Linked DNA regions of Homo sapiens: region 1 is linked to region 2. Evidence: chromatin loops called from intact Hi-C (ENCODE). Cell type or tissue: endothelial cell of umbilical vein. All regions are shown on one strand. Links, peaks and the distances in the headings refer to the core of each region. The heading gives the core; the rest is flanking DNA.

Region 1 (2,933 bases), core at 159-2,658, 700 kb after region 2:
AGATGCAAGATTAGAAAACTTTCTGCTCCTCATTTCATCTTTCAGAACATGACCCACCCAATCTCTTGTGAAAAGGAATCCTATTTCTTAAGGCTTATACCATTTTACCTCTATAACCTGCTAATTTTCTTTGTCATTGCTATCATTTGATTACTTTCCTTTGATCATCAAAAACTTTGCACTTGATTCAGAGTCTTTCCCCTGCTCTAATTCCTGCCATCATTGTGGGTGGTTTCAATACCCATAGTATCTTTTCGATGCTCTGATTTCTCATTTTCTTACCAAACTCATCTTTTACGGCCTTTTCTACACTCAGTTATCTCTTCCCCTGGTCTGGATCTTTTAATGAAATTCTGGATCTTTTAATGAAAAAGAACAAAATTATCAATATTCCAAATAAATGGCTTAGACATTGAGCACTCTTACCATAATGTCTCATTTTTCTGGATTGATTCTTTAACTACTCCTACCTTGATGATCCTTCAGTGAAGGTCCAGTCCCCATTTCTATATCCTCTCCCTATGTTTAATTATCTTCCTATTCAGTTTATAGTTCATGGCCCATAATTCTAAGAACAATTTTGTCAGTGCCATAAACTGTCTTATCTCTCCTGTTTAGCAAAAACTAATGCAGTGTGACCTCCACTCTTTCATTTTTGTATATCTTAACCTGGATAACAGACCAATTTTGGAGAAAAATCACAAAGTAGGGCATATCCATTCAATAATACTGGAAATTTGCTATCGTCAACTTCAACTGGACTTTCAACATGGCCCTAAAATCCTAGTGTGTTTCCCTAAGCAAGTTGCTTTCTTACTTGCTGGACTGTTTTACATTTTCTGTGCTCTACTTTATGCCTTAGACTCTTATCCCATTTTCCCTTTTAGCCCAGATAAAATCAAAATCAACTTCCCACTACCTCACCATCTTCCGCTTATCTCTTCCCATTCTTGTCTGGTGCATCGGTGGAGAATCCCCTTCTCTTGTCTTCACCTGTTTTCCACCTTTGCCCAGGAATTCTCCTATTCTTGCCTTTAAAGAACCTTAGATAATGGATTCTCCCTCCTCTCCACTGTCTCTTCAACTTCTTTGCTTTTAATGAGGTTTTCTCATCAACATTTTAATTTGATCTTTGAGAAAGCTCAGCTTAAAAAAAATCCTTCTCCAACTACATGGTACATTTTAACATTTTTAGTATCATTAACAGTCAAAATCTATAAGCCATTTTGAGGTGCAGCCTCATCAATGCTACTTTTCCTGTGCACCTGAACCCAATTGCATGCTACAATATATTCAAAGTTAACCTCCTCTTGCCAGCAGGTGGCTCTGTGTCAAAAAGGGAAAAGGAAACAAAATAAAAATACAAATTGTGAGATCTACAATCTAAGATTTGGACCCAGGTCCTGGTCCCTACTACTCATTTTTTTTATACTTTAATGGTTACTACAGGAAAGCTACTTACTATCCAGAGAAGAAGAGATATCCATGAAGAAACAAATTAATAAAAAACTAAAGCAGTTATTTCAAGGAGATTTCAAATGAACTTCAGATCTATATGTATTTTGTTTTTTTTAAATTAACATAGCCAAAAAGATAAGAGGAGGAAAAATGGTAAGTACATTTAAAATGACTACACACATATCTCATTTTAGTGATCTTTGCTTTATTGATCTTCATAGATATTGCGTTTTTTACAAACTGAAGGTTTGTGGCAACCCTGTGTCAAGCAAGTCTATTGGCACTAGTTTTCCAACAGCATGTGCTCACTCCATGCCTCTGTGTAATTCTTGCAATATTTCTAAATTATTATTACATCTGTTATGGTGATCTGTGATCAGTGATCTCTAATGTTACTACTGGAATTGTTTAGGGGTGCCATGAACTGTGCCCTTATAAGATAGTGAACTTAATCAATAAATGTGTGTGTTCTGACTGCTCTACCAACCAGCCTTTTCCCTGCTTCTCTCGCTCTCCTTGGGCCTCCCTGTTCTCTGAGACACAACAGTATTAAAGTTAGACCAATTAATAGCAATGGCCTCTAAGTGTTCAGCTGAAAGGAAGAGTCACATGCCTTTTACTTTATTTTTAAATTTATTTTTATAGAGCCAGAGTCTTGCTCTATTGCCCAGACTGGAGTGCAGTGGTACAGTCATGGCTCACTGTAACCTCGAAATCCTGAGTTCAAGCAATCCTCCTACCTCAGGCTCCTAAGTAGCCAGGACTACAGGCTTGCACTATCACCCTTGGCTAATTTTTAAACTTTTTGTAGACATGGGGTTTCACTTTGTTGCCCAGGCTGATCTCAAACTTCTTGTCTCAAATGATTCTCCTGCCTCAGCCTTCCAAAATGCCGGGATTACAGGCATGAATCACCACACCCAGCAGTGACCCTCACTTCAAGTTAAAGGCTAGAAATAAGCTTAGTGAGGTAGGTATGTCAAAAGGCTGAAAGCCAGGCCTCTTGTGCCAAACAGCCAAGTTGTGAATGCAAAGGAAAAGTTCTTGAAAGAAACTAAAAGTGCTACCCCAGTAAACAGGTGAATGATACGAAAGTGAAGCAGTCTTATTGCTGATAGAGAAAAAGTTCGAGTGGTCTGGATAGAAGATCAAAGCAGCTAGAACATTCCCTTAAGCCAAAGCCTCATGCAGAGCAAGACCCTATCTCTCTTCAATTCTATGAAGGCTGAAAGAGGAGAATACCGCAGAAGAAGAGTTGGAAGCTAGCAAAAGTTGGTTCATGAGGTTTAAGGAAAGAAGTTGTCTCCATAATATAAAAGTACAAAGTAAAACAGCAAGTGCTGATGGAGAAGCTGCAGTAAGTTGTCCACAAGACCTAGCTAAGACAAAGAATGAAAGTGGCTAAACAACAGATTTTCAATGTGGACAAAACAGTTACATTGGAAGAAGATGCCATCTAGGACTTTCCTAGCTAA
Region 2 (2,933 bases), core at 184-2,683:
ATATAACTATATGTAAATATATATAACTATATGTAAATATATAACTATATACAGTTATGTATATAACTATATTATATAAACTATATATAATATACAATTTATATCATATACTATATATTAAACTATATAACTATATATAATAAAGTTATATAACTTTAGTTACATATATTTAATTTGATTTAATATATATTTAAATTTAATTGAATATATATGTTTAAATTAAATATATATATAACTATAGTTATATATTTATATACCTATATATTTATATATAAATATAAATATATTTATATTTATATATTCTATATATAGATATATAGTTATATATAACTATACATAGTTATATATAACTATATATAGTTATATATAACTATATATAGTTATATATGCCTCTATATAATTATATAGTTATATATATAGTTTAGTTTACTAACTAAATTATCATGATAATAAAAAGTAAGGCTTTTGGAAGCCACTCTAAAATTGGTTCTCATTTTTCAGAGGATCGTTGGATTTTTGGCGTGCAAATAAACAATAGAATTATTTTCACAGGATGTTTGTGTGTTACTGAATCACGACTAAATTATATTCCTTATGATTCTTATAAGGAATAATACAAAAATAGAATATTAAGAATATTTCTTTAGAAATAGATTTACAGATTTTTCAGGCAAATCAATCAAATTTCATGAAATTACCTAACTATCAGAATGCAATATTGTGACTTCCATTCAATTACAAGGACTAAAAAGGAAGTTATTTTTCTTGAATATCCTGAATATCTTTTCTGGAAAATATATTGCAGTTATATACATGTTTTTAGCTATGTACATGTTTTCTATGGAATCTCTTGTAGTAGGAAATAAGGTAGAGTTATAATTTCTTTAAAGTATTTAATTGAAAACAGTGGACAATAATGAGCTGGAAGCCTCATATAAACACTGTAAAATAACTTCTTTAATGTATATAACTTAATCAGTTCCTTATTTTAAAAATATTTCTATATTATTTTATATTATTATATACTCATATACGTGATTTTTGCAGAAAAAACAAAATGCAGAACAAAAGTAAAATGTAAAAAAAATTTCATACTATTACATATCAAGAGTACAATGTTACAAAAATTAAATTTTATCTTCAAAATTAATCCATTACATCCTAAAGTGTGTTTTAACTGTATTTAGTTTTAGTAATATTCTTATGAGTTCAAAAATATCATAAATAAAAAATTTTTAATTTGTGATATAAAGGACTGTTTTATGTCATAGTCAAAAGGGTATCAAAATCCACTGCCACATTTAAATGCAGAGAGAAAAATCTGTATGAACAGTAGAGAAAATTCAAGTAATATTAAATTCAATATGTAATGCACTTAGAAATGGATATGAGACTTTAAAATTCATTAAAAAGTGACATATAATCATTTTGTGTCATACAAGGTCTACTAATAATCTATCTTCCTTTATCTTTTTCATTTTTAAACTCTTTGAATATCACAAAACTTAACCAAATGTTGATTCTCATCACTGTTCTTCACCTTCTACACCAGAGGGCAGGCAGGGGCAAGAAGAGAAATTGAAATTCATATTACACAAGTTTGCACTTTAAATGTCCAGGGTAAAGAGGTTAGTGGAAGAAAAATTTTAAAGTACTGAACTGGCTAGCAACAACTTTGGGAATGACCCATCCTACAGCTATTTGTACCGTTATGATAACAAATAATGCAAATCAATGCCCATTTTCTTTCTTAACCAAAACTAGTTTAAATACTCACAGTTTTTTTAAGAGTCTATTTCACACAGGAATAAAACTCTGATTAGAGCTTTAAAACAATATTAATTTTTAAAATAACTTTGTGACATCAGATAGTTTAATCGCTAATTTTTATTTTCAACACTTAAACCTTGAATCATTTAACTCAATTCACTGTCTAAATTTTTCAACTCTAAAGGCCTGAGTTTCATTTTCATCACCTAACCATTTTTCCTTATACTAAAGTACTTTCAAATAAATCATTTTCTATGCTCTTTGCAGCAAAAAATTTAGGAAAAAAAAATTATATATATATACACTAAATAATTAATAAAAAGTTGGGACATATGCCTAAACTTTTCTGGAAAGTAACAAAATATAAATACAATTTTTATTAAAAAATACCAGAGCAAAATCATATGTAGGGAAAGAACAGATTTTCTAATATTAACTGTGATGTTACCTACACAGGAATCTTTCTCCTTCAACAGACAGAAATCAGATAAAAGATAAGGGAAGATGTTGGTGCTAAATTTCTGGACATGCTATGCAGGAGTGAAATGTCAGATGACAAAGCAATATCAGGTATGGTCACTGAGCAGTGGAGCTAGACTTGATGACGATGTAGGGTAAAATAGACAAATGGGTTCAAACTCGAGCTCAGCTACTTAAATGGCTTAGCAAGTGACTTAACTAACTTCCTTATAGAAGACGTGGAGAGTAGCAGTACTCACTGGTTGCAGTGGGGTGGAGGAGAAATCCACATAAAGCATCAACTATGGTTCTTTGCACATAGTAATTGTCAATAATAATAAATTGTTGTTTTATGTGCTGCTGACTCTTACTATTATTCAGTTTTCTCTTCCTTTTCCCTACTCCTTTATCTCCCGTTTCTATTTGTCTTCCTTTCCTTTTCTCCCCTATTATCTTTTCCCCTTCCTGGCTCTCCTCTTCCTCAATTCCTCTTTCTTTTGCTTCATTTTACTGCCTTTTACTTTTCCTTCCTTTCTAGATTAATCACGGTGAGCAAAGAGTCTATAAAAATATAAGGTTTTCAGCTTAAGAAACATACTGAAAGTTTGTTCAAGGATGACTAAAATATTCTTATTTTCTTTCATCTCTTGGTACATTGATTCATTTAGCAAATAATCATTAAATCCATTTACATAACACAATGA

The links. Hi-C counts contacts between places; a loop is a spot of excess contacts. Peaks named below come from ENCODE experiments on the same cell type or tissue, not always from the same donor. Only the 100,000 strongest peaks of a DNase experiment are listed, where the experiment ranks them.
Region 1: a loop joins it to region 2, with 3.0 times the contacts of the local background. A loop is called at or near these places in 6 of 110 quality-filtered maps.

What each region holds. Positions count from the first base shown.
Region 1 is chr4:94,389,390-94,392,322 of GRCh38, reverse strand. No RefSeq gene overlaps it. Among named protein-coding and RNA genes, the nearest start is that of HPGDS, 48 kb to the right of the region's middle. In endothelial cell of umbilical vein, for the core only: a CTCF peak has its summit at 1,328 (motif pointing right); no DNase peak of the experiment used is centred there.
Region 2 is chr4:95,094,172-95,097,104 of GRCh38, reverse strand. The region is part of intron 3 of BMPR1B (bone morphogenetic protein receptor type 1B); the gene reads right to left. Among named protein-coding and RNA genes, the nearest start is that of BMPR1B, 340 kb to the right of the region's middle. In endothelial cell of umbilical vein, for the core only: a CTCF peak has its summit at 1,538 (motif pointing right); a DNase peak (open chromatin) is centred at 1,574.